Regions from separate parts of the Homo sapiens genome. Here all the other regions are linked to region 1. Evidence: chromatin loops called from intact Hi-C (ENCODE). Cell type or tissue: IMR-90. All regions are shown on one strand. Each heading gives the region's core, and the rest is flanking DNA. Links, peaks and the distances in the headings are about the cores only. Region 1 overlaps JADE1 (jade family PHD finger 1). Region 2 has its middle 4.5 kb from the start of LINC03140. Region 3 holds the start of LOC101927259 (a long non-coding RNA gene). Region 4 has its middle 42 kb from the start of LINC02615. Region 5 overlaps LARP1B (La ribonucleoprotein 1B).

Evidence for each region. A loop is a pair of places that touch in the nucleus more often than their neighbours do. Peaks named below come from ENCODE experiments on the same cell type or tissue, not always from the same donor. Only the 100,000 strongest peaks of a DNase experiment are listed, where the experiment ranks them.
Region 2: it touches region 1 in a loop (4-fold over the local background); 77 of 110 quality-filtered maps call a loop at or near these places.
Region 3: it touches region 1 in a loop (3-fold over the local background); 61 of 110 quality-filtered maps call a loop at or near these places.
Region 4: a loop joins it to region 1, with 3 times the contacts of the local background. A loop is called at or near these places in 11 of 110 quality-filtered maps.
Region 5: a loop joins it to region 1, with 8 times the contacts of the local background. A loop is called at or near these places in 79 of 110 quality-filtered maps.

The regions. Positions count from the first base shown.
Region 1 is chr4:128,860,654-128,866,749 of GRCh38, forward strand. It overlaps JADE1 (jade family PHD finger 1), which reads left to right. Exons shown (of 11, transcript NM_199320.4): 9 at 1,051-1,572. Among named protein-coding and RNA genes, the nearest start is that of JADE1, 54 kb to the left of the region's middle. RefSeq lists an enhancer at 2,614-2,663. In IMR-90, for the core only: a CTCF peak has its summit at 3,022 (motif pointing left); DNase peaks (open chromatin) are centred at 2,148 and 2,988; H3K27ac peaks cover 480 bases.
Region 2 is chr4:128,571,979-128,578,074 of GRCh38, forward strand. No RefSeq gene overlaps it. Among named protein-coding and RNA genes, the nearest start is that of LINC03140, 4.5 kb to the left of the region's middle. In IMR-90, for the core only: a CTCF peak has its summit at 2,844 (motif pointing right); DNase peaks (open chromatin) are centred at 1,943 and 2,843; H3K27ac peaks cover 1,286 bases.
Region 3 is chr4:128,549,558-128,555,653 of GRCh38, forward strand. LOC101927259 (a long non-coding RNA gene) reads right to left here and starts at 3,996. Exons shown (of 3, transcript NR_187927.1): 1 at 3,805-3,996; 2 at 1,882-2,869. RefSeq lists enhancers at 3,596-3,785, 3,806-3,875. In IMR-90, for the core only: CTCF peaks have their summits at 3,491 and 3,973; DNase peaks (open chromatin) are centred at 3,434 and 3,964; H3K4me3 peaks cover 873 bases; H3K27ac peaks cover 2,223 bases.
Region 4 is chr4:128,382,566-128,388,661 of GRCh38, forward strand. No RefSeq gene overlaps it. Among named protein-coding and RNA genes, the nearest start is that of LINC02615, 42 kb to the right of the region's middle. RefSeq lists an enhancer at 5,105-6,096. In IMR-90, for the core only: CTCF peaks have their summits at 3,201 (motif pointing right) and 4,725; DNase peaks (open chromatin) are centred at 1,826, 3,606 and 4,656; H3K27ac peaks cover 3,559 bases.
Region 5 is chr4:128,187,997-128,194,092 of GRCh38, forward strand. The region is part of intron 15 of LARP1B (La ribonucleoprotein 1B); the gene reads left to right. Among named protein-coding and RNA genes, the nearest start is that of PGRMC2, 97 kb to the right of the region's middle. In IMR-90, for the core only: a CTCF peak has its summit at 3,485 (motif pointing right); a DNase peak (open chromatin) is centred at 3,515; H3K27ac peaks cover 488 bases.

The DNA of each region.
Region 1 (6,096 bases), core at 608-5,607:
CAGCAAGATCAGTGGAGGAGGAGTTAATCACTTTGCTCCTGCTAGACCAGAGGCTTGTTGTCTGGATCAAAGGCACTAAATTGTGGCCCTGTTTAGGCAGTGAGAGGGGAAGTGTTCTTCTGCATAGGTTGCTGATACCTGGCCTCTACGTTGACCTCCCTGTGACGCATGGGAAGGATCTTTCACGGTTCTCCTGCCTCTCTTCAGTGGCCAGGATCGGCGTGCACCGATCTCAGGGCTCAGAGCCCTCCATGCATCTGGTGAAGCTTCTTCGCAAGTGTGAAGACCTTTCCCTACCTTTCCTGTGCTGGATTCCTCTTGTCTCCTATTTTTTGGGGTTTTTATTCAGTTTCTCCTTCGTGCTGCTTCAAGGAAGTGCACTGTTCATTTTCTCACTCGTGTTGGGACTCTTCCTGGCTGGGGAGTCAGGATTTATGTTCAAACTGTGAGTAGTAGTCATTCTTCCCAAGGAGGTTCTTATTCAGGTTTGCACCAAAAGAGCTCAAATCTGTAAGAAAACCCAAGTTAATGCCTGAAAGTGGACTTTGCATATTGAGTACAGATTCTTTTGAATATGATCCTAGTGCCACACCTCCTTTCTCTACACATGTCATTTGTGTAATCATGTCTGCTCCAAGATGGGATTTGGATGCAGTTACTTTTCTGAGGAAGTTAGGGTTTGGTTGATTAAACCTTTCATTTGAAGAGGGCCCTTAAATTCCAAGACTTGGCTGGGCGCAGTGGCTCACGCCTGTAATCCCAGCACTTTGGGAGGCTGAGATGGGCGGATCTCTTTTGCCCAAGAGTTGGAGACCAACTTAGGCAACATAGGGAGACCTCATCTCTATAAAAAAAATTCCAAGCCTTACCTCTTTTAAAACATGACAGGATCTTGCAGGGTTAATCCACGTACAACTTTCCTGTCATGGCACATGCTTGAAGCATGGCTCTTCTCTGTGCATGTGTACATGGGGTGCCTAGCACTGCAGGCCTTCTGCCATCATTGCTCTATAATGGTCTATTCTCATGTTCTTTGTGTGTTCTTGACAGTGCTCTGTGAAGAACTGCCGCACAGCCTTCCATGTGACCTGTGCTTTTGACCGGGGCCTGGAGATGAAGACCATCTTAGCAGAGAATGATGAAGTCAAGTTCAAGTCCTATTGCCCAAAGCACAGCTCACATAGGAAACCCGAGGAGAGTCTTGGCAAGGGGGCTGCACAGGAGAATGGGGCCCCTGAGTGTTCCCCCCGGAATCCGCTGGAGCCCTTTGCCAGCCTTGAGCAGAACCGGGAGGAGGCCCACCGGGTGAGTGTCCGTAAGCAGAAGCTGCAGCAGTTGGAGGATGAGTTCTACACCTTCGTCAACCTGCTGGATGTTGCCAGGGCTCTGCGGCTGCCTGAGGAAGTAGTGGATTTCCTGTACCAGTACTGGAAGTTGAAGAGGAAGGTCAACTTCAACAAGCCCCTGATCACCCCAAAGAAAGATGAAGAGGACAATCTAGCCAAGCGGGAGCAGGATGTCTTATTTAGGAGGCTGCAGCTGTTCACGCACCTGCGGCAGGACCTGGAGAGGGTAATGATTGACACTGACACCTTATAGTGACTTAGAGAAGAAGATGCAAAGAGGCGAACGCTCGCCCAGAGCAAGAAATGATAGCCAGTCATATACTCTCAGACCCTTGTACACACCACAGCATGAGGTTGTGTTGGTTAAAAATATTTATGGGCTGGTAAACTCATTGTACATATGTGCAAAACTGCTACTGAGTGGGGAGCTTCTTTGTGGTTTTTTTTTTTTTAAAAACACTTTCCCATTAATCTTTACTGTTTTGTAAGATCAAATGGGGTGTGTCTTCCCCACCCCCATTCCTTCATTCTAGAGCTAGAGTGAATGAGCCCCAAGAAAATGACCCAAGGAGTTGACTCAGGATGGTTTACAGACTGATTTAGAAAACCAGAACGGATTTCATTTCTAATGGAGGGGGCCAGAGATGGGAAAATTTCTTGTTCAGTCCGGGGAAACACACCTAGGTGCTGGTGATGGGCTTATGAAGGAAGCTAAGCACGGCTGCTCACTGGCCCCCACTTTGTTTCTTGGGTAATTCACAGGGGAATTCCCAGTACTGTCATGGAGCAGAGCAGGCAGTGGGTGCTGATGTGTGTGCATGAGCTGTATGTACACATGCATATATCTGTTACAGAAGATACTCCTGGCAGTGAGGTGCTAAGTCATCACTGAGGCTGTGTGTGTGTGTGTGTGTGCGCGTGCCCGTGTCCATCCATGTCTCTGTTGTGTGTCTGTGTGCGGGTATGGGTGGGATTCCTGGTGGACAGGGGTGTCAGATCTGTCTGAGGAGCCCCAGTCATGCTCAGCACGCTACAGATGTGTTGTTTGTCACACTGAGATTGCTGAATGTCGTGGCTGTTGGCTGCCGAGCCTCAGCTGCTGGCATTTCCTTCTGCTGTTTGCTGCTTTTGTGCCTCCCCCACTTTCCATCACCTCTGGAGTCCCGTCTGGACGTCCCTTCCTGCTACAGGAATAATGAGGCGTGGGCTGCCTCCCGCTAGGGCCTCCTGCTCCCTGTAGGTAGTTTCTGGCTGAGGCTTGCTAATTGGGGATGCTTCTTAGAGCATCTTCCACATCAACTCCCCTGGCTGCTGGCTACCGATTAAATTCATTAGTGTGAAAGAGGTGGGAGTGAGGTTTTCTGGCCTGAAGCAGTCTGCACTGAAAGGTACCCAAGTGGCCTGAAACAGTGTAGGGAAAGACCTGGGAAACACTGGACCAAAAAAGCCTGATCTCATGGAGACCTGCATGGCCCTGTTAGAGATGGCGTAGAAGTGAAAGTCTTAAAGGGAGCATTAGAGATCCTTTTAATACACGACTGAGTGCCAGCTTATTTGTGATGCCCCTTCCCAGACCAGGTTAGGATTCCTGGGAAGGCCGCGGATTCCGGCCCTGGAAGAGGCAGGATCCTGGAGCAGTTTTGTGAGGCTTTTGTGCTCCCATACGCCCCCTGGTGGTGAGTGTAAAGAAGACTTTGCCTCTCACAACTACATGTATGTGTGGCATTTTTGTTAGAGATGAGAAAAGGATTGAGAAGGATAAACTGGAATCCTGGTAAGAAGCCTTTATGCCAGCCCGACACCTGCTGTAATTGGGGTGCATGAGCTATGGAGTCAGATAGTTGTTGGGAGGGGGAGGACAAGAAGTCTATTGTTTGGACTGTGTTTGTCTCACAATCACCACAAAATAAAAGTGTAGAAAATGCTTGTGGTGTACTAACTCTTTTCTGTACTTAAGTTACTCAGATTAACATGCACTTCTAATTCTAAACATTTTTTTTGGAGTCATCACTGTCGCTGTTTAAGTAGAACAATGCCAACGATGTATGAGAAACAGGGAATAAATCAGGATTTGTGTGTGTATGTGTGTGGCATTACTTACATTTACTTTATTAAAAAGCCTAAGGAACTTTAAAGAATTTGTATTCAGTTTATTTTTATTTTTTCAAGACAGAGTCTCACTTTGTTGCCCAGGCTGGAGTGCAGTGGCGTGATCTCGGCTCACTGCAGCCTCCGCCTCCCGGGTTCAAGTGATTCTCCTGCCTCGGTCTCATGAGTAGCTGGGATTACAGGCGTGCGCCACCATGCCTGGCTAATTTTTGTATTTTTAGTAGAGACGGTTTCACCATGTTGGTCAGGTTGGTCTTGAACTCCTGACCTCAAGTGATCTACCTGTCTTGGCCTCCCAGAGTGTTGGGATTACGCCACTGTACCCAGCCTTAGACTCAGTTTAAAATGGGCTTATTGTAATGAAAAAAAATACGCTACCCAAAATTTGCCATGATGCCTGTGATGGTGAAGGCATTAAACAATTGAAATCTTTGCCTTGCCCAGAGAGTTGCAGTTATTTGTAATTATAAACAGTAAGTGTATCAGGGCAGGGGTGACAATAAAAAACCAATCATTACTACCAACTTGTTTTCTCAAGTAAGTTAGTTTTCTGTTTAATTCACACAATATCAGTTTATAGCAGATCCTCAAAAATCATTTAATACCTGTGACTACAATCAAGGCATATGATCATTCTCAGACTGACAAATAAGTAGCCATCATTAGAAATGCAGACAACTGAGTAATTATGGTGACTGCTCTTCCTTCAGACACACACCTCGGGGCATTGCATACCTGGGTACCAGTTCTGGATCTGGAAGTTAGGTGACAGGAGTAGATTTCAGGAGGGCTTGGGAGCACACAACTTTAAGAAGACACAGTTGCTGATGTGGTGGGTAGCCATGTCATTCCCAAGGCTGCCACTTCACTCTCATTCCTTTCCCCTAAAAGATGCAGTAAATGTGAGTTCAGCAAATGAGTATTTATTCAGATAAAGACGTGCTACCACTGCACTCTGGCTAGCGTTATGGAAAGTGGCCAAGTCCTGGGGGCAGTCCTGTAGTCACTCAGTGGAATGGTCACCTTTGAAAATCTGGTAGTGGCTACAGTGTCCCCTGAACAAAAGGCACGTTCAACTTTAGTGCTGCAAACAGTTTTGGATTCAAGAAAACACTGAAACCACTTTTAGATGTCTTAGAGCAGTGTATCTCAGGGTGTTGTCCCTGACCCAGAAACTTAGGAATGCAGATTCATGGGCCCCACCTCCAAAGGGTGGTTCTGTTTTGTGGGTACCCCATGTTTCTGTTTGGGAACACTGCTTTAGGGGAAAGGGATGATCAGGTTTAAGGTGGTGTGAGAGTGCACCTGGAGATGGTTTAAATGTTTTTTAAGATACCTCCTTGCAGGCAGTTGGGAGAAGATAAAGCAGGGGAGGGAGCTTGGTGGAACGGGTGCAGGAAGAAGGGACAAGCTGGATGTGTTTTGAGGATGGGAGAGCATCAGTCCAGCTCTGCAGGTGGAGGTTGCTGAGCGTTGTCCTATAGGGAACTTTATGCATAAGGGAAGTCAGGTTTAGAGTCCTCACTACTATAAAGTGGAGTTGGTCAGGGCTGATTTGTTCCGATTGAAAACCATGCCCTTTGCTTTTTGGGTTTACATTTAGATATTTCCCATCAGAGATCATGAGGAATAGCAGTGGGATTTTTCTATTTAGCAGCCATGGTGTGGTCAAAGCTACCAAAATTAAATTTGAATAATATACAAAGTTCAAATTCCCTGGCTTCCCCGTTTTCCATTTTTAAGGATAATTTCAAGTAAGAGAGATGTAAGTATTTCTATTACATGTCTGATTTGAATATGAGAGCAACCTGTCTGCTCCTAAGATGTCAGGATTTGTTTCCATTTTTTATTTCCAGGAGTCAGATTCCTTGTTAATGTAAAAATGGTTCTGTTTCCTAGAAGTTTTGAATCTGCTATGGATCTAGGTCTGGCCCCTCGTTCTTGAGCTTCACTCTTAATTTCCCCTGGGTGGAACAATATCGAAGAGAGGAGGATGTTAGCCACTTCCATTCCCAAGTTGGTGAGAATTTCTATAAAGGACACCTGCTTCTTGGATTGAGGGTGTGCAGCTGTCAGAGAAGGGAAGAAACTACCTTAACTAGGCTGATTGACATCCATGTAATATTTACTATGAGACAGGGAGAGTGTTTTTATTCTCAATTCTTTAAATTTAAAATAAGACAGGAAATGTTAGTGACATAAGGGATTGTTAGAGAAAAAAAGATGGGAAGATCCGTAAAGTGAATTTGTTAGGGGCAGGAGAAGCCTGACTTGGCATTTTCCTGTTTAGGCCAGGAGATATTACCATAATGCAAATGTGAAAGCCTGTGTTCTGTCTCTCTTAATGCTTCATGTCCTCTTGCAAATGAGACTGCCTTCAGCACAGCTGGAATTATTAGGGTTTAGTCTACACTTACGCTCTACACCAGAGTGCAAAATCTTTTGTGTCTTCACAAGGCTTGTTGATGCTTGTTGCTGTCCTCACTGCCAAAAGAAAAGGTTGGTGACCTTTGGACTTTTTCCACTTAAAGTAGGGTGATACTACTTTATTGAGTTTATGGGGAAAAAATTATAAAGGTGTCAGGGGAAGAGTTTGCTCATAATGGGATATTTTTAGGAAAGTGAAGGCATGCCTGTAGGA
Region 2 (6,096 bases), core at 247-5,246, 290 kb before region 1:
GAAGTGACTAATCTACAAGACTTCTGAATCATTGTTCCTTCCTGAAAATGGAGGAAAAGTTTGATAAAGAAAAATTCCAGTCTGAGAGGATTGTTACAGTTTTTTTACAACATTGTAAAGCCTAACAAACAACATAGCAAAAAAAAAAGTATATTCTATTTAAATTTATATTATTTATAGTCATTCTATATTAATCACTTCTAAGATAAATGAAATCTTCATGGAAACAGCAGGCAAAAACATTGGCTGATTATTTCTCTCGTATGAAATGCTAAACTATGAAATTCAAATATATTTGGAAAATTCAATCATATATTTATTTCTTAATAACAACTAATGAACTTATAGAGAAACTCATGTAAAAATTCAATAGCATTTGAAAGGTAAATAAACAGCACTAATGAGCTTTATTATAATACTTTCCCACTTATGATGTATGTTTGTGACTAACATCTGTTGGATAGTATTTGAGATTAGGAAAACTTATTTTATTAAAAAACAGGAAAATTTTACTTAATAAGTTAACATGGATGGGAAATCTATTTGTAAGAAGTTCCATTTGTGAAAAGGTATAAATATGTGGTCACACATAGTTATATTTTGTTGATAGAAATAGATTTTATTAGATCAATAGAATCAGGCAACAATGACGTGGTCAGCAAGACATTCTGAGAAGTAGCCATGATGAAGAGAAAGAAGTCATCAAGTTTTTCATCCTTACAACCACAAAAGAGAGAAGAATGGGGTTCAGTTGGGACAACAACAGAGGTCATATAGAAATGGCTGGGTTGGGGATCAAAGGACACGGTCAGCCTATGAACTCAGGAATTCCTTGGGTAGATCTCTATCTGTGGTTTGTCCTGAGGGCACCATCATGGCCAATATAAGTAAACCAGGTGTTTGTGGATCCATGTTGTCTCACCCGTCCTGTGTGTAAGTATCACTCACTGGCATGGAATACAGGAGGGCTATTCTTTACAGGGCTTTCGTGGGTTGGTTTCCAATGGGAATCACTGTGATAGTCACTACCCAGTGGTTCTCCTTGCTCCTTATTTCTGCTAAAAGGGGATGTGTTCTCTCAGAGAAGTCAGCAACTGACTAAACCAAGTGACCACAGTCTGGGGTAGGCTCACAAAGGCCCAGTTCTGATGAATGCCCCCATAAATAAAAGGGTTACACTTTTTGCTGGCATAATTCCAAGAACTTGTGCTTTATGGCTTCCTCTTAAACTAGTCAAAAGAAGCTGTTCCATGCTTTAATACCTATGTACTAAGCTGGTTTCCCAGCCACTGTTTTGCTTTTGTTTTTTCCCAGAAAACTCGGAGGCCCCAGAGTATATGTAACAGATTCAGTGCATCCTTGGAAGACCTTTTCTACCTTCCCGATTGTGACTTTTTTTCATAGCTTCTCTGCAGTGCTTACCATACAACCAAATTAGTTCACTGAATTGAGTATGCTCTGTGTGAGATGTGAGCAAAACAAAAGCTGCTGGGAACACAGTAAGTACAAAATAAGATGTGAAATCCTTCCACCCTTACAAACAAACAAGACCCAAAACTAGGATCTTGGGTTTGATATTTTGTGGCTCTTTTAAAATTCCAAAATATTCCTTTTGCGTTAAATAGGGACAGTGTAATGCTCAAAATTGGGTTAAAGATCAAGGATTCCAAGTAAATCCAAAATAAAGATGATTGAAAAGAGCTAAAGAATTGTTGGGCTGCAGCAGCCAGGCAATTTTGGTGAATTTCCAGGAATTCCAACTTTTTGGTTGGGTTTGTTTTGTTAATAATATACCCCTTATAGCAGAAAAACTTAGGTCCAAAAGCACAACTCACAAACAAGACCTTCAGTGTAATGTTTTTATTCTTCCCAGAGGAGCAAGATTGCTGAGAGCCTATCCACTTGGCCACTTAAAAACTAGTCACCATGCAGAAAGTGCATTCTTAGAATGCCTCATGGAGTGACTCTTCTGTCTATGAGGTGTTTTTATCTTGTATGGACTTTAGTTTGGGATGCAAGTAGTCAGGAATGTCTAAGTCTACATTCTCCACAGAGTCCATCTGGTCCCCTAGAGAACAGTGAGAATTAAATATTAAACCATGGTAATAACGCTAATCTCAATGACGAATATCTGCAGTTTAATGTTTAATCCTTACTGTGCTCTAGGGCGTTTGACTCCAAATACCTGTCTGATAATGGTTAAGTGGGCAACCCCACAGTTACCTGCTCCTTTAGTTGTAATACCTTCCAATTTTATAGCTCTTAGAGTAACACTTTCATTGTAATAATCTCATGTAATCCCCATAACAACCCTGTGTGTTATGTATTATTATCATATTTCACAAATGAGGTCTATGAGATTAGGTGACTTTCCTAAATCTTACAGCTAAGTAAGTGTCAGAACTGATACTGGAACGATAACATACAACTCCAAGTCCCAGCACTTGCTACAGCCACAGTTACCTTCCAGGTAATTATTAATACTTTCAAGATACATTCTCAAAGGAACACTTTAAGAAAAGTTTTATCTATCATCACAAATTAAAGGGACTTTGGTACCTAAGACAGGTCAACCATTGTTTGGTGCTGAACGCCCTAGAATTTAATGTCGTATGATCTACCAGATTGTAAAGGAAACTGAAAAGATGGAGGAGGAGCGGTATAATTAAGGAAAAACCAAGCAGTAGATTTTTACTGCTCAGTTTTATTTTTAAAAAGCTAAATATTTAAGGTTATTTAAAGTCATTTTGAAGCTGATACCATGGTTTCAATACAATGTTTAAATGAGGCCTTTTAGGGCTATGCAAGTTGTTGGAACTATGGACCCTTTTCCACCAGCAGGGGGCAGTAGGCATTTCCCCATCGGTGTCCTCCTGTTGTATTAAGAGCCCCATGCCTGGCTCCCCACCACCACCCTGGGTGAGGAGTCTGAGGATAGCAGAATAGAGTGTGCTGACTTGGTTTAATTCCTGAAAGTCTCGAGCTCTAACACTCTCTAGTAGAATGCATCAAGGTATTGGGTTTCTCTACAAATTTTATATAAATTCCAGGAATTGGGAAGAAAAAATTCAAGGGTGTGCAATGAACTTTCGTTATTCAAGATCAGAATAAGCTGCTAAAATATTTTTGTTAATTGTTGGAAGTCCAATTTGTACTTATCTTTAATGGACAAGGAATGCCAGAGCCTGCCAGGGACATTGATGGTAATAGTCAGCTCACTTTCTATCTTTCATTTTTTTTTGAGACTGAGTGTCACTCTTGTTGCCCAGGCTGGAGTGCAATGGTGCGATCTCGGCTCACCACAACCTCTGCCTCCTGGGTTCAAGCGATTCTCCTGCCTCAGCCTCCTGAGTAGCTGGGATTACAGGCATGCGCCACCACCCCTGACTAATTTTGTATTTCTAGTAGAGTCAGAGTTTCTCCATGTTGGTCAGGTTGGTCTCGAACTCCCAGCCTCAGGTGATCTGTCCGCCTCGGCCTCCCAAAGTGCTGAGATTACAGGCTTGAGCTACAGAACGCGGCCTAGTCTGCTCACTTTCTAGAGAGAATCCTTTTCCCTCTACTCTACGAAAAGGGCTGAATAAAGAATATCACAAATTTATATCATCCTGGGCAGTTGAGTTGCAAGTCAGTTATGTCCAGGCCAGCAAAATGGCCGAATGCCTGGATAGTATGATTATTATGAATAGTGGTAAAGCCTGAGGAATGTAAGAAACAGAGATACCCCTAAAAGAGAAGCAAGGTGCACACAAAGTCCCCATAGAACCTGTGAGAATGACCTCTAGGGAATCTTGACCTTTCCTCTTCATCTCCAGTGCCCAACCCTTTCCATTTTCTCTCTCCCTAGACACAATCAGGCTGTAAAACGAAATCTGTCAGAAAGCACTGATGTATTTTAAGCTTGTAGAGGAATTTCAAGGAGAAAGAGACTCATACCTCAGGGCCCCTGGGTCTCAGGCTATGAGCTGATCCTGAAGCCAGAACCTGGTAACCCACCTAGGTAAAACAAACCTTGTTACCTTCCTAGGTTCGGTAATTGGGTCTACAAAATAAACTGATAGGCCGGGCGCGGTGGCTCACGCCTGTAATCCCAGCACTTTGGAAGGCGGAGGCGGGCGGATCACGAGGTCAGGAGATGGAGACCACCCTGTCTAACACGGTGAAATCCCATCTCTACTAAAAATACAAAAAATCAGCCGGGCGTGGTGGGGGGCCCCTGTAGTCCCAGCTACTCAGGAGGCTGAGGCAGGAGAATGTTGTGAACCCCGGGAGGCGGAGCTTGCAGTGAGCCGAGATCGCGCCACTGCACTCCAGCCTGGGTGACAGAGCGAGACTCTGTCTCAAAAAAAAAATAAAAATAAATAAATAAACTGATAACAGGGATATTAACGACACAAAAAACAAAATTTTCACTGTAATTTTTAATATTTTAAAATATGATCTAAAGTTTTAAGTAATAAATTATTTTTAACGTATTTTGTAATATTACATGCACAGAGACATCACAGGAAAAATGTGAATACACAAGTGGGGATGTTTGAGAGCTTATATACACTGTCATAAGAGGAGAAGTGGAGAGAGGTTGTAGACCACTTAGGGAAGAGTCAATGAATTTTAGGAAAGATTAATGGACCCTTAGAAGAAGAGATGAGAGATATAACAGTTTGTGACAAAGTGTGTCTGGGTGTGGTGTCAACCTCTGGTCTCCTCTCTTGTGATTAAGAATCAATCTTTCCTGGTTGATGAAACTCCTGGGGAAGGAATTTATGACAATTGAGTTCCTCTTGGAGGATCTGTCTTTAGGCAGGTAATAAGAGCTTAGAGAAAGCTTCTTGCATTTGCTGTTTTTCAAGTGCCTTAAGCTCAAAATAATCAACATACCAAAGTGGCATATTTTGGGGTGCCATGTCCTGAACTCCTTCAACCTAATTCAAAAAGAAGTCTCAGCTACTGCCACAGTGGGATTTTAAATTGAAATGTGAACGTGCCTGAAGATATGTCCCTGTGTTAGTCAGCATGGGCTGCCATAACAAAATACCACAGACTGCATGGCTTAAACAGCAGAAATGTATTTCTCACAGTGCTGGAGGCTAGGAAGTTCAACATCAAGGTGCTAGAAAGATAGGTTTCATTCTCAGGCCTCTTCTTTTGGCTTGTAGGTGGCAACCTTCTTGCTTTGTGCTCACATGTCCTTTTTGTGCAAGGAGAGAGCAAGATTTCTGGCGTCTCTTTTCATAAGGATGCTAATCCTGTCATATCAGAGCCCCACCCTTGTCACGTCACATAGCCTTTGTTACCTCCTTACAGATCTTATTTTCAAATCACCTTAAGGCAAGGGTGCCCAATCTTTTGGCTTCCCTGTGCCACATTGGAAGAATTGTCTTGGCCCACTCAAAAGATATACTAACACTAACAATAGCTGATGAGCTAAAACTTAAAAAATCACCAAAGAAAATATCATACTTTTTTTTGTTTGCTTTTTTTTTTTTTTGAGACAGGGTCTTGCTCTGTAGCCCAGGCTGTAGTGCAGTGTCGCCATCTTGGCTCACTGCAATCTCGGCCTTCCAGGTTCAAGCAATTCTCCTGCCTCAGCCACCCAAGTAGCTGGGATTATAGGCATGTGCAGCAACACCCGGCTAATTTTTGTGTTTTTAGTAGAGACAGGGTTTCACCATGTTGGCCTGGCTGGTCTTGAACCCCTGACCTCAAGTGATCCACCCACCTCAGCCTCCCACAGTGTTAGGATTACAAGCATGAGACACCATGCCGACCTCATAGTGTTTTACAAATTTGTGTTGGGCCCCATTCAAAGCCATCCTGGGCCGCATGCAGCCTACGGGCCGTGGGTTGGACAAGCTTGCCTTAAGGGTTAAGGTTCAACATACGAATTTGGAAGGTGGAGGCATGGGGGAACACAACTCAGTCCTTAGTAGCATAGAAGTCCCCTTTCCCCATTCTTTGGGGTCAATATGCCCTAATCTCAGATGTGACCAGACCTTTTAGCAGACTTATCTAAAAGCATGAGAAAAATAAAAAGTAGTGCTTCCTCATCTGAAAGGTTACAGGCCCTCTCAAGTGAATGCTGATGAGGAGGAT
Region 3 (6,096 bases), core at 533-5,532, 310 kb before region 1:
ATCGTTTTTAGTCAAGGAAGAATGTTCGGTGTGACCCTGAAATCACTTTGCAGCAGATCCAGAGAAAGTTAAGTTGTTGATGATTCAGTGCAAGTTGCTATGGCTTTAACTCATTGAACTGGATTTAATTTGTACCCATGGCTTCAATATTATTGTTATGCTCAGGAGATGTTCTCTGTTGATATTCTTTTACTTTGTTTTTCTTATACACTTTTCTCTGCCTGGTATAATTTTTCTCCTATTTTCTGCTTTGCAAACTCCTACTCACGCTCCAGGACCCAACTCAAAATTCATTACCTCTGTGCCCTTGTTCCTGATTCCCTTGGAAGATTTTGTCTCCTGGGTCTTCTCATCATCCTCAGTTGTAATGACACTTCATATAGAGTGATAAATGCCAGTAATTCAGTAATTATGTCTTTATATCTTCTCCCTCCTAAACCATGAGCTTCTTTTGGACAGGGCTGTAGATCATCTCTTACCATTGCTTATTCTTGTTGGAGCCCGCTATCCAAGAAGAAGGTTCACAGCTAGCTATGTGTAAATGCTTGCTGCTGTTACACATTTGGTGGATATTTCTTTTCAACACTCAGATTCTGAAACTTCTGGCCCCATAGGATGTAAATGGGCTTTCAAATCCTACGTGACCAGAAGTTTCAGAATCTGAGAAGTATGGGCACCAAGCACTTTGTGACTTCTCCACCACCACGATTTCTGTGGCTTGTGTGGGTCACACTCTGCTAAACACTTGAAATACAAAATCGCATTAATTTCTCACTATGGAGCAAGATCATTGTTATGTTCTCCATTTTACAGATAAACAAAGTGAGACAATAAATAATTTTTTTCAAGGTGACATCACTAGTAAATGGTGGGTCAGGGAGTCAAACCCCGGTCTGTCTGACTCCAAAGCTGTATCTACAAAGTGTACATGAGACACTCTGGAAAAGGCCCACCCAAACCAGGAGCCTGAAATTTCACCTGTAGAGATTAACTTTGAGGGGTCTTGAAGGCTTTACAGAAGCAGCAGGGATAAGAGGGTAGAAGTCATTAATGAAACACACCCAAATGAAATAGAGTATTCTAATACACCAGAAATAGTTGATGAACCCTCATACTTTAAGTTCTTTCCAACTAATTTCTTAACACAGAGCTGATAATTAGAAAAAATCTTTCCTTTAGGAATCATTCATATGGGAAAGAGACACAGAGCAGAGAGCCAACAAGGTGCCACAAGAAAGAGTGTCATAAAGGAAAGTTAAAAAATTTAAAAAATAAAACAAACAAAAACAAAATCCAAAAAGGAAAGTAGAAGACACTAAAGACCAACGGTGGAGGTTAATGGTGGGTGTGGGCAGTGGGAGCAGATCATGCTGGAACAGGCAATAAGAGGTGCACTGCCTATGAGAATTTAAAAACAACAAAACCCACTAAAAATCTGCTGTGGTGACCCTTAACAATGTCAGTGATAAAACACTCCTTCCCAAAAGGGTGGACCACTCCTGCCAAGCCCCACCTTGGTACACGCTGGTCCAACTCTAGGTTATGGGTCTCGGGATTACACCTGCTCTCCATACCAGAGAGAACTGCAGAAGCATCTGAATTCTGTTGTTTTTGCTTTTATAAAGACTCTAACCAGCACTGAGGTAATGGACTACTTTGAGTAGATCAAAATGAGGTGGGGAAATGTGATCCCCAGCTAGAACACTGTAGTGATTTCCTCTTGGTACTGTAATAAATCATCACAAACTTAGTGGCTTAAAACAACGCAATGTATTCTCTTACAGTTCTAGAGATCAGAAGTCTGAAAGGGTCTCATGAGGCTGAAATCAAGGCATTGGCAGGATGGCATTTTTATGGAGGCTGTAAGACCGATTTCCTTACCTTTTCCTGCATTTAGAGGCTGCCTGCATTCCTTGGCTTGTGTCCCCCTCCTTCATCTTCAAAGCCAGTGGTATAGCATCTTCCAGTCTCTCTCTGACTCTGACCCTCACTCTTCTGCTCCCTCTCATACTTATCAGGCCCCTTGTGATTCCGTTGGGCCACCTGGTAATCTCCCTATCTCAAAACCCTTAACTCAATCGTATCTGCAAAGTCACTTTTGCCATGTAAGGTGCTGTATGTACAGGTTCTGGGGAGTAAGAAGTAGACATCTTTGGGATGCATTTTTTCTACCTACAATAAGTGTGTTAGAGTGGAAATTAGAGATAAGGAGACTGAGTTCCAATCTCCACGCTGCCATTGAGGAGGAACGTGCCTTGAGGCAAATCTCAACTCCCGGGCCATTGTTTCCTCCTGGTCCCTATGTAGACCCCGTTAGGATATTCTCTTTGAGAAGTAATGCCTTTTCCTAAACACAGGGAGATATGGCTCCTGCTAATTAAAAGCCAGACCTGTTTTACACACTTACAAACGACACCCTAGCATTTGTTTAAGGCCACTTCTGAACCATGCCATTAGTCCTTCTAATGGCGTTTCTGCAGGTTCTCAGCTGATTTCTGCTTACCATCCTACATTTACTTACACCTTGCCTACAGAGCGTGTAAGTTTTCAATTTCTCATTTTAAATAGAGGACTCCAATTCTATAGCGTGGCTGATGCATTAAATATCCACAGCCAAATTGCTTAACGCCCAGGTTTTTTATCCCCTTCAAATTAAAGCTTTTAAAACACCCAGACTCCATGCTGGCTGAATGACATACACAGACTTTCTGCCGGCTCTGGGGGGCAGGCGATACTGGTTCCTGTCAAGTTCTAAATCTGGATGCTTTTTTATAGTGGAACAACTAAAAGGAATTGCTGCCTTATGATATATAACTACTACTTATTATAGATTGATCCATTTTGCAGCAGGGAGGTGGAAGGCAGGGAGCTGTAGGAAGAACAAGAACCAATCTTAGACCTGAGAGAAAGTAACCTTCTAATTGCCTTTTCCATGACAGCATCGTAAGCTTCTTTCTGGCAGCTTTATTTCACAGTGACCTGCCACACTGCTGTAATTTTCCTGGTGTCACTCATACAGGTTTAAAAAATGATTGGTTTTATGGCTTTTATTTGGGAATTTGTCAAGGTTTCACATTTGTAGAAGCCTTGAAGCAGTGGCCTAATAGTCCATAATTTGGTGTTTAAAGGGATATTGGTGGGTAACCTGCTTGGGCCCACAGGTGCCTACAGTGATCGCATCCTTATGCCTAGCGGGGAAATCTCCATAATTTCTGTTACGCTCCTGTAATCCTTTGCTGTCAGAAAACTCCATTCCAGGTTCCAGCGGACTCCAGTCATCCTGAGATGGGAGAAAACCTTTCAAGCTTTGTGATCAGGTTGATATTTAAAGCTAATTCTCATGAAATGTACTTCAGGTGTTCATAAACCCAGACTTGGGTCAGCGTATTCTGGCGATAGGGATTTACGTACTCCTTTTATGACTCACAGTCTGGAAATGAAAGTGCTGGACTCTGAGCTCTCTCTCTCTCTCTCTCTCTCTCTCTCTCTCTCTCTCTCTCTCCGTCTCTCTCTCTCTTCTAGGATCTCAACGCTGCCAACAGATGTTTTTAAAAGCCTCAGTTTCGAGGACTGTTTTGGCCTCCTGCCCCTGTGTGTACTCCTAGGTTTAATGAAAATTGGTGCCTCCGGAGCTCTCCTCCCGGGGGGGAGAGCAGCTCCTCTCGTGGTGCGGTTGCTTGTTCTCGCAGCCAGAACACACTGGGCCAGGGCTGTTGTGTGTAAACACACACACGCACACACACCTGCTTCATCCCGGCTCCCTTCTCTCCGAGTTGCCTGGGTTGGCCTCCATTTGGAGCCTACCTGCTGGTGTTTATCACAGTCGGTGTTTTCCCCCTTCCATGTTCCTCAGCAAAGCTGGTGCTTATCTGAGCAGCGGGCGATTTTTCTGAAGTGACCTCCGCCGAGCGGGAGATTTATGGTGGCGTTTGCTTTCATTATGTGTGGAGGCTGCCTCGTGAGCTCGCTGCGTGGCTGTCGGAGGAAGAGCAGAACGCTTCCCAGAATAAGCCTCCGGTATTATCTTTGAACATATGTTCTTGATTAAATGAGAAGAGGAAAGTCTCTTCGTTTTTTCCTATTTGGAGGTTAAAGTGGAGGGTTTCTCTAAAAACAGATTGCAGTAAATTGTGGGTTTATTTGAACAGTATGTCAACATTATTTACTCACGGTAAAAAAAAATCTCAAATTGATAGGTTTCTTTTAATTACCTCATCCTGAAAGCTGCTCTCAACAAACAGCAAATATTTCAGAAGCCATTTGGATAAGTCTGGAAATGTTGAATTATTGGAAACCTGCCGAGAATAATACCTTTGAAAATGTTTCCATAGTTCTGAGTATAAGAAAACTTGATTAGCAAACAGCTTGTCTCTGAGCAAACTGGGTATTGCCTTCTGTGATCTTGCTGGCCTCGTAAAAGATGGCTTGCAAGATTTTTGTGTAATACTGATCACACCACCCTGGAAAACAGGTACCTTTCTGGGGCTCGTTATTATTGTCTGTCACTCAGACTAGAGTGACCTTGTTTAACCCCACTACAATAATATCTTCCTCTTGAGTTCTGTCCAGGAAACACAAAAGCTAAATGAAAGAAGATTCAGTAATTGAGTTCTCAGCAAGTCCAAAGAGCTCTTCTAGCAAATCCAGGCCAAAACATATTTGACCAAAGAATGTTCTTTGACTTCATTGCTCGGTCTCAACTAGATGGAAAGATGGGCTGCTGGGCAGAATCATTCCTAGAGCCCAAACCTGTTTGAGGATGGGGTAATTTTCCTGGTGTCACTCATGCAGGTTTAAAGAATCTCAAAGCTCCTAACAGATGTTTAGGTGAATGAGGTAGCTGAGAGAAAGACAGAGACTCATATGTAAGCCAAGGACCCTTATACACATACACCCTTAGGCTCATGTTCTTCTGTAATTTTCTTTTGAGAATTGCTTGTGATGTTTGCCTTGTGTATGCATGCGTGTGTGTGTGTGTGTGTGTGTGTGTGTGTGTGTGTGTGTGTTGAAGGGATGGATGAGTTGGCAGGGGTAGGGGGTATGGGGCCTATAAATGAGAGATTGGGGTGGGTGGATTGGGGACCTACACACTATGATTCAGTGTGGGCCCCAGGTTCCCAGGGCACATCCCATACTTTGGGTAACATTTCCTGCACCAGCATATAAAACTGAGTTTACTCCTTGGGATACTTCTAAACTGAGTATCTCATTAAGAGTATTTCATCTGAAATGGGCATATGCAGGCTTGATTTTAGGACTGCTGTATAAGCTAGTAAAATGTACTAGTTGTTAATTATTGAAATATCCATTAGTTGGTAAATCACTGCATGAGACCCACTGAATACTCTACACCACCCCAAGTGTACCCTGGCCTTCACTTCTAGGACCTCCTCCCTGGCCTCCTCTAAATCCAGGAACTAAAGACTTAATGGCCAGCACTTTGGGGGACCTCCAGGGCCTGATTTGGCACTACAACTGGCCCTTGAACCTCATCGGCAGACAAGAATTCTGAATGTAGGCCCCGGGTATATGTACAATTGTCAGGAGCCTGAGCCTCAGAGCAATTCTCCTGGTGCCTGCCCAGATGTGGACCCTCAAGGCAGCCAGAGCTCCTAGCTCCCTTGACCATGGCTTGGGTTTATATAGAGGAGGTCAGGCAACAGAGACTTGCCAGGGCAGTGTTCCCGGTCATGCCAACAAAAATCACTTTTTAAAAGAAGTTCTGAGCCATTGGGAGATCAAAGCTTCTTTCTTTCTACCCTTGCAAGTCATTTCCTCCACATACCAGTGTGGAATCCAGCAGCCTTCACTGTGGAGACCAGTGCAGAAACAGAAGATGTAATTCTAGTCCCAGCTCCAGCACTTAATACCTCCATGACCTTGGGCAAGGGACTTAACCTCCTCACACTGCAGTTTTCTCATCTGTAGAGTATTGATGTTTGACTCAATTCCTTCCAGCTGTAATAACAAATAATTTTGAGTCCTTAAATTTATGTTTACTAGCCCATTCACCCACCCTGTCAATGGATATGCCAGTAATCTTCAAAAAGAAAGATATCATCTGCTAACAAATAATGTTTTGAACACAAGTTAAGG
Region 4 (6,096 bases), core at 372-5,371, 480 kb before region 1:
GAGAAGGTAACCTGGAAGTGGAGTCACGATGCGTTTGTACTGAATAGGGCTGAAGGGATTGGTGCAAAGTTAGGGGATAATGACGGAGCGAATGATCCATCCTACTCTTGGCTTCCTGTGGACTGTGTGGGAATGGCCATGCAGACTTGTCTGCCCTCTGGGTAGAGGAAGGAGGAAAGAAACAGTCTCAGATTCATTAGACACAATTTCCTGATGAAAATGGAAGTATCCATATACTACTTGTTTTTTTGGTTTGAGAAATCCAGTAAATATTAGGTTGATGCAAAGGTAATTGCGATTGTTGCCATTACTTTTAATGCCATTACTTTTAACGGCAAAAACCGCAATTAACTTTGCACCAACCTAATAGTATGTCAATGTATTGCAAACCTATATACTTATGTGTGTTACATCAACTTTAGGATCCCTGATCAAGTCTTTGGTGTAAGGATCACACTTGAGGCTGGGCTTGGTGGCTCATGCCTGTAATCCCAGCACTTTGGGAGGCCAAGGTGGGCGGATCACTTGAGGCCAGGAGTTTGAGACCAGCCTGACCAACATGGTGAAACCCCGTCTCTACTAAAAATACAAAAAAATTAGCTGGGCATGGTGGCTAACACCTGTAATCCCAGCTGCTTGGTATGCTGAGGCAGGAGAATTGCTTGAACCCAGGCAGCAGAGGTTGCAGTAAGCCAAGATGGTGCCACTGCACTCCAGCTTGGGTGACGGAGTGAGTGAGACTCCATCTCAAAAAAAAAAAAAAAAAAGGGATTACACTTGAACAGAAATAGAACCAGAGACAGGCCAAATCAGAAGATAGAGCCACAAAATTATTGACCCAGTACCACAGGATTAATTGATATAATTGCTTTGAGGCCAGGTGTGGGGGATCATCCCAGCACTTTTTGAGGCCAGGGCAGGACCGCTTGAGGCAAGGTGTTCAAGACCAGCCTGGGCAACACAGCAAGACCTTGTCTCTGACAAAAACATAAAAAATTAGCTGGGCATAGTGGTGCCTGCGTGTAGTCTTAGCTACTTAGGAGGCTAAGGTGGGAGAATTGCTTGAGCCCGGAAGGTTGAGGCTGAAGTAAGCCATGATTGTGTCACTGTCTTCCAGCCTGGGCAACAGAGTGAGACCCCATCTCTAAAAATAAATAAATAAATAAATAAATAACAAAATAAAAAATTAGCCAGATGTGGTAGTGGGTGGCCTGTAGTCCCAGCTACTTGGGGGACTCAAGTAGGAGGATCTCTTCAGCCCAAGAGTTTGAGGCTGCAGTGGGCTATGATTGTACCACTGCATACCAGCCAGGGTGACAGAGTGAGACCCTAATTCTAAAACAACAACAACAACAAAAATTTTGAATTGAATGGATGGGTTTTGCCCTCTCATTTTAGATCCCATTCTTTTTTTCACTGAATATTTATTGAGTGCCTATTATTTGCCAGTTCTGCTAAGTGCTGAGGACATTAAGATGATAAGGCACTGGCCCTTTCCTTGTAGGAGCTATCATGTAGATAGTAAGGGAGACAGACATTGTGAAAAAGGATAATTAGACCACAATATCTTCCATGCCATCATTGAGGTATGAAGAGAATGCAGTGCGACCCAGAAGATGGAGTGACTGACTTGTCCTAGGAAAGTCAGGGAAGGAGGGAACCCTGGGGCTGGGATTTAAGCATAAGGAGTTTACTCATTTGCTGAAGTTTTGTTTCCCAGATTTTAGTTTGATCACACTACCTCATAAATGTTAGAAAACATCTTCTGGCCAAATATGGTCTCAGCATTTGTTCTTTTGGTTCTGCAATTAGTGACAGACCATAGTACCATAGTAGCATCTCTGGAATGTTCTTCTGAGCCGAAGAATTTAAAAGATGTCATACATAATCAGAGATAAACTGCATTCTTGAGGCTTAGCAGATAAATGCTCCAATTTGTTAAGAAGTTTTATGGGAGACTTTCATTTTGGCCACCCAGTATTTACTTCCTGTGGCAATAACGCCATGTTAAACAAATTATGAATGGGAAAGATGATCATTCTGAAATGGGAATGTAGAAGCTCTAGGTCTGGGCCAGATGGATAGAAGCTGCTGTCACTTGGTGTTGGGAATGATTTGGACTCTGCACACACAGTTGGGATTCCCTTCAAGGTTATTGGACTACCTTAGACCAGAGGTTTGGCTTGATGGTTATGTCACCATCACCAGCGGGAAGGGCAGCATGGTGGCACCGTCTCTCAGTGGCCTTCCCGACGCCTCCAATGCGATTTCTGTTCATCTTTAAAGAAATAAAGTCTGATTTAGAGCTTTGTATTTCTTTCTTAGTGTTCGTTATAAAAGTGACCATTAAATATGAGGTTTTAGTGACTAAAACAGTTGGAGGCTACAGCTGGGCTGACAGCTTTAGTGGAGAGTTTATTTTCTTTCTTTTTTTCCCTCCTGCCTGGCTTCAGCTTTAAATTAGATTGTAATAATCATAACAAAGCTTCTCCCTGCCCTTAGTTGAAAGCACATTGCAGACCTGAACTCTTTCTGAGACTTTATTTATGACGGAATCCCACACCATTTTAGAGCTTTCATCTTCCATGTGCTCAGCATTTTATGGGTCTCCGTTTTCTGTAGCATTTCTGAAACCATGGTTCAAAACAATGTCAATTCCCTCAGGCACCAGAAAGATCTAGGAAGAGTGTGTCCCGCTCTCCTCATTGTTTGCATAGATGTGTTGACACTGTCATTGTGTTAACTCTGGAATACACAGTAAAGTGGGTTAGTTAAGGCTTTAACTAACTTTGACTAGTATGGCTTTGCAGCCTTATTTCCTGGGTATATTCCCAACTTAGGTACTTATTAGCTGTGTGACCTTAGATACCTTAGCAAACGTTTCTGTATTACATCTTCCTAGTTGTGAAGAGAGAACAATGGTAGCACTGACCTCCAAGAGTGGTTGCGAGGATTAAACGAGTACTTTCAGCACTTGGAAGAATTCTTTGCAGCAGTAAGTGCTTAACAAATGTGAGTTGTTGGTATTATCCCAGAAGTTCATGAATTGATGAAACTGGATGGTCGAGTAGTCATAAAATAATCCTCCTTTACTTGGTCTGCTTGTTTGTGCTTGCTAATGGTATGGTTAGAAGATTTTAAAGGTTAGACAACCACAGTCAATTGGTGGCTACACTGAATTATCATTTCCTGGAGACAGCAGGAGGCAGTGTAGTTTAGCTGTTAAGAGCATTGGGTTTGGAGTCAGAAAGCCTAGTCGAGCATCAGTTCTGTTTCTTACATGGCCTCTTAGTGGCTCAGTTCCCTCATCTGTAAAATGGAGCTAATTCCTCACAAGACCTTTTGCAAGAAAAATGTATGTGAATGTCTGGAGCACACATTAAATACTCAAAAAAGTTGTTGTGGGTGAGGGGAGGAGTGAGGGGAAGAGAGATTGATTTAAGGTCAGATCTGTTTGTTTATCATGAGTTCCCTGGTAACAAGCAATGGAGATGGGAGTTTGCTCAGAGCCGTCAGCATCCAGCTGTGAAAGGGAAACACTCAGGCTCTTTTAACTTTGAGAATGTTGACATAAATTACAAAACCAAGAAGGACAAATGGCAATTTGCTGCTGTCAGTATTATAAACATCAGTGTGAGGGTGGACAGTTTAGCTCAGATGAGTCATTCCGGGTCTGTCCTGTCTTGTCCAGAAGCTTCACTTGCATAAGATGGGGTACCATTGGCAGAGGAAAGAAGCAAGCTAAGGACCCAGTCTGTCTTCTTACTGCTGGAAATAGTGGCAGTGGCTGGGCTGTCCCAGGGTTTATTCACTGTTACAAGGTTCTGAAACTTTAGGGGGTATAAAACTCAAGTGGGGAACTTGTTAAAAGGGCACCTTCCAAAGCCTTATTCACAAACATTTCAATTCAGTAGGTTGTTGGTAGGGCCCAGGAATCTGCTTGTTTTCTGGCTCTCTAGGTACTTCTAACACAGGTGCTTAGAAACTACACTTTGAAAAAGACAATTCCAGTGAGATTGGGCAGAGTAAAGTTTCCGTGTAGGAGGAGCTGCCTCTGCCAGGCTTTTCCCCAGCATTATGGTTTGCTTCTAAAAAGGAAGCAAACAACCAGAAAACAAAAAAGCCAAATTTGCTTTATTTTGAGTCAAAGCACCACTTAATAACTTGTGTCAATTGTTTCTCACAACACTGCATGAAAGACTTAATATTAATTCCATTTGACATTAGAGGAGTCGGGGACTTTTGGTGCAAGCATGAATTAGAGGCAAACATTGCACAGGTTCTTCAGTTTGTCTCCAGCCATCTGGGTATTGCTAAACACATCTGTTTCTTCTCTTGGAGAGGATGCCCCAGTGTTGTCACATGATTTAAATTATGGCAAGAGTGGAGGTTCCGTTTGTCCACTTCCCTGGTTTGCAGGGATGGCTCGGGGGAGCCTTGCTTTGCCGTGACTGGCATTCATCCAGGGCCCGGGCATTTAACTCTGAATTTTGATTTGGGCATTTGCCTGGTGTGATATTCTGCCAGGGCCTTCCCAGTCTGTTCTCTGCTGTTTTGCTCCTGAAGATTTATGGCTAATGAAGGGATAAAGAAAGGTCGTGGCGAGAGGCGGCAGCATGTGGTGGTGACTCATGGTCTGGGCCTGGTGTGGAGCCAGTTTGGGTGGAACGCTCCACTGGCTGCTGTGCCTGTTTTCACGTGGCTCTTTGCCACAGCCCTGCAGGAGGCAGTTTCTTGCCTGTCTCTGGTCAGAGAGGCCTGGTGATTCTGCCTGTCTCCTGCTGTTATGGACTCAGGTCAGGGCACTAAAGCCTGGCGGCCTTTTGACAAACAGTCTCACAAATGGGAGCTCAGGAGACAGTGGGATGGGCCGGTCCTGGGAAGGGCTCCAAAGCCACTCCAACGTGGGGGACACAGTAGCAGCATGGGCCGAAGGAAGTCAAGTGAAGCTACTAGCAGGACAGGGTTTCTCAGCCTTGGCACTGTTGACATTTTGGACAAGATAATTCTTTATTGCGGGGCTGCACTGTGCATTGTAGGATGGTGAGTGGCATCCCTGGCCCCTACTCACTAGAGGTTAGTAGCCCCACAGCCCCTCTCAGTTAATGCAACCAGCAAAATCACCCCTGGTTGAGAACCACTGTGGTAGGTTGGGTTCCAGGCATGTGGCCAGGGTTAAGAAGATCCATCCACCATCCTGTTTTTATTGAGTACTTACCACGTGGCAGGCATTCTTTGCATTCATTATCTCATTTAATCCCCATAACAACCCTAAGATGAAGGAACTCTATTGCTCCCATTTTCTGGATAAGAAAACTGAAGTTTATAAAAGTAACTTGCCCAAGGTCACATAGTGTGGGGCTCATATATGTGTCAGATGCCCTTTCCTCACCCTGTGGCCATATGTAATGAAGCCATAATATGGAAGCCTGGGAGAAAAGCTGCAATGCGTGACAACAGCTGGCATGTAGTGTAAGGGGGTGCTGCCTGTTGAGCTCCAGGGCTGAGATTGAGGAGTCTAATTACAAACCCTGTGGAGATAGTTAAGGGCTTACATGAACTTGAATACCAGGTGGATGATTCAGATAGAGATGGAGCTACTGGAAATGCCATGTAGGTTGGGGGTTGGTTGCAGGTAAACTTTTACCTATGCCCAACTGTTGTCCCTCACTTGTTCATGACACTGGATCCCCTGAGATATGACTCCTGATGTGAGCCCAAATGTGCTTTTTCCACTTCAAATACTGCTCATTGGACTGGGGTCTCTCACCCCAACCTCCATTCCTCCTTAGGGACCAGCCCTTCTCTTGCCTGAATCTTAGCTTCTTCCACTGACACCACGCTGCCTTGGGTTGGGACATGCCTGAGCTATGACATGTACATTGAAATGACTAGACAACACGAGGTTGCTCGTCACCTCTGGCACAGTAAAGACCCTGGGACATGACAACTGAAGCTGGTGTGATCTCCAGTGCATGTAAAATACTTGTAGTTTATAGGAACTGATGATTCTGAATTGAATGCCAATCCTTGGGAAGGTTTTTAAAAGGAAAGATCAGAGTTTCTGATATTGTGGTTTCCTCAATATCAAAGGCA
Region 5 (6,096 bases), core at 828-5,827, 670 kb before region 1:
AGCCAGCATCATGCTGTACTGCCTACAGAACCATGAGCCAATTAAACCTCTTTCCTCTATAATTTACCCAGTCTCGGGTATTTTTTTTTTTTTTTGAGGCGGAGTTTTGCTCTTGTTGCCCAGGCTCAAGTGCAGTGGTGTGATTTCAGCTCACTGCAACCTCCGCCTCCCGGGTTCAAGTGATTCTCCTGCTTCAGCCTCCTGAGTAGCTGGGATTACAGGCATGCACCACCATGTCTGGGTAATTTTTGTATTTTTAGTAGAGATGGGGTTTCTCCATGTTGGTCAGGCTGGTCTCGAACTCCCAACCTCAGGTCATCCGCCCGCCTTGGTCTCCCAAAGTGCTGGGATTACAGGCATGAGCCACTGCGCCTGGCTGGGTATTTCTTTATAGTAATGTGAGAACAGCCTAATACATCTAGCTGAAGGTTTGTTGATTTTGTTTATCTTTTCAAAAAACCAACTTTTTCATTTCATTGATTTTTTGTACTTGTTTTAGTCTCAATTTTATTTATTTCTGCCTTGATCTTTATTGTTTCTTTCTACTAATTTTGGGTTTGATTTGTTCTTTTCTAGTTCTTTTAAGTACATCGTTAGGTTGCTTATTTGAAACCTACTTTTTTGATGTAGGCATTTATTGCTATAAAATTCTCTCTTAGTACTGCTATGCTGTATCTCATAGGTTTTGGAAAGTTACGTTTCCATTTGCATTTGTTTGAAGACATTTTGAAGTTTTCTTCTTAATTTCTTTATTAATCTGTTGATCATTCAGGAGCATGTTGTTTAATTTCCACGTTTGTGTAGATTCCAAAATTCTTCATGTTATTGATTTCTATTTTTATTCTGTTGTAGCCAGAAAAGATACTTGATATGATTTTGACTTTTTTAAATTTGTTGAGACATGTTTTGTAGCCTAACATATGTTTTATCCTGGAGAATGTTCCATGTGCTAATGAGAAGAATGTGTATTCTGCAGTAGTAGGTGAAATGTTCTATAAATGTCACTAGGTCCAGTTGGTCTAGGTGTAGTTTAACTTCATTGTATCTTTGTTGATTTTCTGTCTGGATGATCTGTCCATTATTGAGAGATGGGTGTTGAAGCCCCCTGCTATTATTTGTATTATAGTCTATCTCTCCTCTAGATTTATTAATGTTTACTTAATATATCTGGGTGCTCCAGAATTGGGTGCATATATTTTTAAATTGTTACAGCCTCTTGCTGAATTGATCCTTTCCTTTATCATCATACAGTGACCTTCCGTGTCCTTTTTTTTTTTTTTTTTACAGACTTTCACTTGTTCTATTTTGTTTGATACAAGTATGGCTACTTTTTTTTTTTTTTTTTTTTTTTTTTGCTTCCATTTGCGTGGAATGTCTTTTTCCATTCTTCACTTTCAGACTATGTGTGTCTTTATAGGTGATTTGAGTTTCTTGTAGGCAATATATAGTTGGATCTTGTTTCTAAAAGTTTTTCACTCAGCCATGCTTATATCTTTTGGTTGGAGAATTTAGTTCATTTACATTCAGTATTATTATTGATAGATAAGGACTTACTACGCAGTATGTCATTACTTGGTTTCTGGTTGTTTTGTAACTCCTCCCTTACTTCCTTCTTACTGCCTTTGTTTGTGATTAAGTGGTTTTTCTCTGGGAGTATGTTTTAATTCATTGCTTTTTATTTTTAGTGTATCTATCATAAGTCTTTGCTTTGTGGTTACCATGAGGCTTACCAAAGCCATAGCTGTAAGTTATTTTAAACATATGACAACTTAACTTTGATCACAAAGAAAAGGAAAGAATCAAGGGAAAAACTAAAAAACTCTACACTTCAACTCCATCCTCCCACATTTTGACATTTTGTTGTCTTAATTTACATCTATTTATCTTCCCTATCTCTTAACAGGTTGCTGTTAATATTTTCAGTAGATTTGTCTTTTAGTCTTCATATTAGAGATATGAATGGATTACATGTAACAATTACTGCATTAGAGCATTCTGAATTTGTCTACTTTTACCAGTGAGTTTTATACCTTCAAACATTTTTGGTTTTGCACATCAAAGTTTGTTTTCTTTCAAATTAAAGAACTCCCTTTAGCATTTCTGAAAAGATGGGTCTAGTAGTGATGAATTCCCTTAGCTTTTGTCTAGGAAAGACTTTATATCTCCTTCCTGTTTGAAGGAAAACTTTGCTGGGTACAGCATAGTTGGTTGGCAGGTTTTGTTTTTGTTTCCATTTATCCTGTAGCACTTTGAATGTGTCACTTAACTCCCTCATGGCCTGTTTGGTTTCTGTTGAAAAGTCTCTTGCCAAAAAAATCAGAGCTCTTTTATATGTTCTTTTATTTTTTTTCTCTTGCTGTTTTAAGGATCTTCTCTTTGTCCTTGACATTTTCAGGTTTGATTATTATTTGCCTTGGGATACTCTTATTTGGATTGAATATTGATATGGTTTGGCTTTGTGTTCCCACCCGTCTCATCTCGAATTGTAATTCCCATAATCCCCATGTGTCAAGGGAGGGACCTGGTAGGAGGTGATTGGATCATGGGGGCACTTATCCCATGCCGTTCTTGTGATAGTGAGTGAGTTCTCACAAGATCTGATGGTTTTATAAGTGTTTGACGGTTTCTCCTTCACACATACTCTCTCTCACCTGCTGCAGTGTAAGGGTGCCTGCTTCCCCTCCCACCACGATTGTAAGTTTCCTGAAGCCTCCCCAGCCATGTGGAACTGAGTCAATTAAACCACTTTCCCTCATAAATTACCCAGCCTCAGGTATTATTTATAGCAGAGTGAAAATGGACTAATAAAAATATATTTGGTAATTTCTGACCTTCTGTACCTAGATATTTATATCTTTCTTTAGATTTGGAATGTTTTCTGTTATTTCTTTGAATAAGCTTACTACTCCTTGCTCTTAACTCATCATTGAATGCCAGTGGCTCTTACATTTGTTCTTTTGAGATTATTCTTTATATCTTGCAGGTGTTCTTCATTCCTTTCTTTTTCTCCTCTGACTGTATTTTCCAATAGGCTGTATTTGAGCTCACTGATTGTTTCTTGCAATGTGAGAGCCTGTAATCCATTTTTCAGAAAACGTATTTCTGAGTTCCAGGATTTTTTTTTTTAATTTCAATCTCTTTGTGTTACATTTCTCTGATAAATTTAATTGCTTCTCTGTGTTATCTTGGATTTTGCTGAGTGTCTGTAGAACTGTTATTTTGTTCTTGATCTGAGACCTCACACATTGCTTTTCTTCTCCCTGACTCCTTGCTTTGTGCATTTGGGGATGTCATAGTTCCGTGTTTGCTGTTGTTTCTCGTGGATGTACATTTGTGGCTTTGCTTTAAAGGATTTATTATTTATCCCAGTCTTTGCTGTCTTGCTTGTTTTGTCTTTCTAAGGTATGTTTTCTTAGAGATTCTTTGCAGTAGCGTGTGAGTTCCCTTAATACTATTGTATATCAGTGCCTCCTTTTGGGCACTAGATGGCGCCTTAAGCCCAAGTTTGCCTTGGCTCTCACAAACATTGGAGCACTGCCTGTCAGATGGTGGGGGTGGCAAAGGGGATTACCCCAACTGTGTGGTAAGGCTGGCAAACGGTTTGTACCCAGAAAACTCATGGATCATACCTCCTACAGTGTGGTCCTGCTGAACAGCCACTCTGATATGGCATCTCTTTTGGCTGAAATAAAGAGGAGAATTTCAGGGCTAGGGTTTCTGTTCCTGCTTCCCCTCTTTTTCTGCCTTCATGATTTTTTTTTCTCCCTGCTAGCCCTCATGATATTATACTTCTTATGGGTTGAGGCAGGAACAGTTTTCCTGCAAGGGAACCCAAGATGGTGGGAAAGCTGGCTGTCCTCCTCCATCTAACTTTTTCCAATGAAGAAGCTGAGTCTGGGAGGAATTTTTCATGCACAGGGCCTGGCAGATTGCAGAAAAGGCATCATGCAAAGAGAAGGCTATTTCTCTTACTGTTTGCTTGGAGTTTTTCAGTTCTCTGTGGCTCACGGGTACTATCAGCCTCAGATTTGAGTTCTGGGATATTGCTGATGATAAGCTTTGTGCTAGATATTTGTTTTTGGCTTTCTGTGGGAGAGTGAAGCCAGATTGCTTCTACTCTGCCATTTTGGTGACATCATTGTCTCAATAAAGTATTTTTAAATTAAGGTATGTACTTTTTTTAAGTCATAATGCTATTGCACACTTGGTAGAGTACAGTATAATGTAAATATAACTTTTATATTTACTGGGAAGCCAAAATATTCATGTGACTTGCTTTTTTGCAATATGTGCTGTTTTGTGGTGGTCTAGAATTGAACCAGCAATATCTCTGAGATATGCCCATATAATTCAGCTGTTCCTTGAATTATGATGTGGTTACATCCTGATGAACCCTTTGTAGCTTGAAAATATCATAAGTTGAAAATGCATTTAATACACCTAACCTACTGAACATCATGGCTCAGCCTAGCTTACCTTAAATGTGCTCAGAACACTTATATTAACCTATAGTTGGGCAAAATCTAGCACAAAGCCTATTTTATAATAAAATGTTGAATATCTTATGTAATTTATTGAATGCTTTGCTGAAACTGAAGAACAGAATGGTTGTATGGTACTTGAGCTATGGTTTTTACTGAATGCATATTGCTTTTGTACCATCATAAACCTGAAAAACCGTAAGTGAAACCATCTTTTAAGTTGAGGACCAGCTTTATACATTTTAACGTACCACAGTCTACTTTCAAATAATCTTATCCCACTTCATGTGTAGTATAAGCACCTTACAACATTAAATTTTCATTATTTCTCCCCATTTCTCTGTTTGTTTCTTTGTTTTTTTTTTTTAAATTAGAGACAGAGTCTCGATCTTTCACCCAGGATAGAGTGCAGTGGCAAAATCTCAGGTTACTGCAGTCTCAAACTCCTGAACTTAAGCAGTCCTCCCACCTTAACCTCAAGTATCTGGGACTACAGGTGTGCACCACAATAGCTGGCTAATTTTTAAAAAAATTTTTGTTGCGACAAGATCTTGCTATGTAATTCAGGCTGGTCTTGAACTCCTGGGCTCAAGCAATTCTCCTGCCTTAGCCTCCCAAGGTGTTGGGATTACCGTTATGAGTCACCACACCCAGTCCCCCATTCTTTGTGCTATACTTTGTTATTATTTTTCTTTAGACAGTTATGTGTACATGTATATACACATACATATATGTGCACATGTGCATACACACATACACACATATAGTTTGAGTAGATAGTTTAGCACATTAAATCCTTCATATATATCTATTAAAAACTTTCTAAATGCCATTGAGAATCTGGGAGATTTCTTTAGTAGGTTCGTAATAGATATTTGCCTGTTATTAATACACCCACACACAAACACATACACACACCTATAAAGTATCCTGCTCTGGTTCTCTGATGGTTTCAGATTTATGGCTTTTTAAATTGTTAGAATAATTTTTGACTCATCATAAATTTTTTTGCCCTGTTTTCTTTTTTTCCTTCTTCTGGGTTTCAAATTACATATATGTTAGACCATTTGATAATACCCATAGCTGTTGGATGCTCTGATCTGCTTTTTCTCCTACTCCTTTTTTATTTTATTTTTTTATTTTTATTTTTATTTTTGAGACAGAGTTTCGCTCTCGTTGCCCAGGTTGGAGTGCAATGGAGTGATCTTGGCTCACTGCAACCCCTGCCTCCTGGGTTCAAACGATTCTCCTGCCTCAGCCTCCTGAGTAGCTGGAATTACAGGTGCAAGCCACCACGCCCAGCTAATTTTTTGTATTTTTGGTAGAGACAGGGTTTCACCATGTTGGTCAAGTTAGTCGTGAATTCCTGACCTCAGGAGATCCGCCTGCCTTGGCCTTCCAAAGTGCTGGGATTACAGGCGTGAGCCACTGCGCTTGGCCTCTTACTCCTTTTAAATTGTATTTCACTTTGTGTAATTTTGATTGATTTATATTCAGGTTTCCTGATTCTTTCCTTAGCTGTTCTAGTGTGCTAAGAAGTCCATCAAAGAAGTATTCATTTCTGATATTGTGTTGTGTATATTTTGCATTACTGTTTGACTATTTATTTATTGAG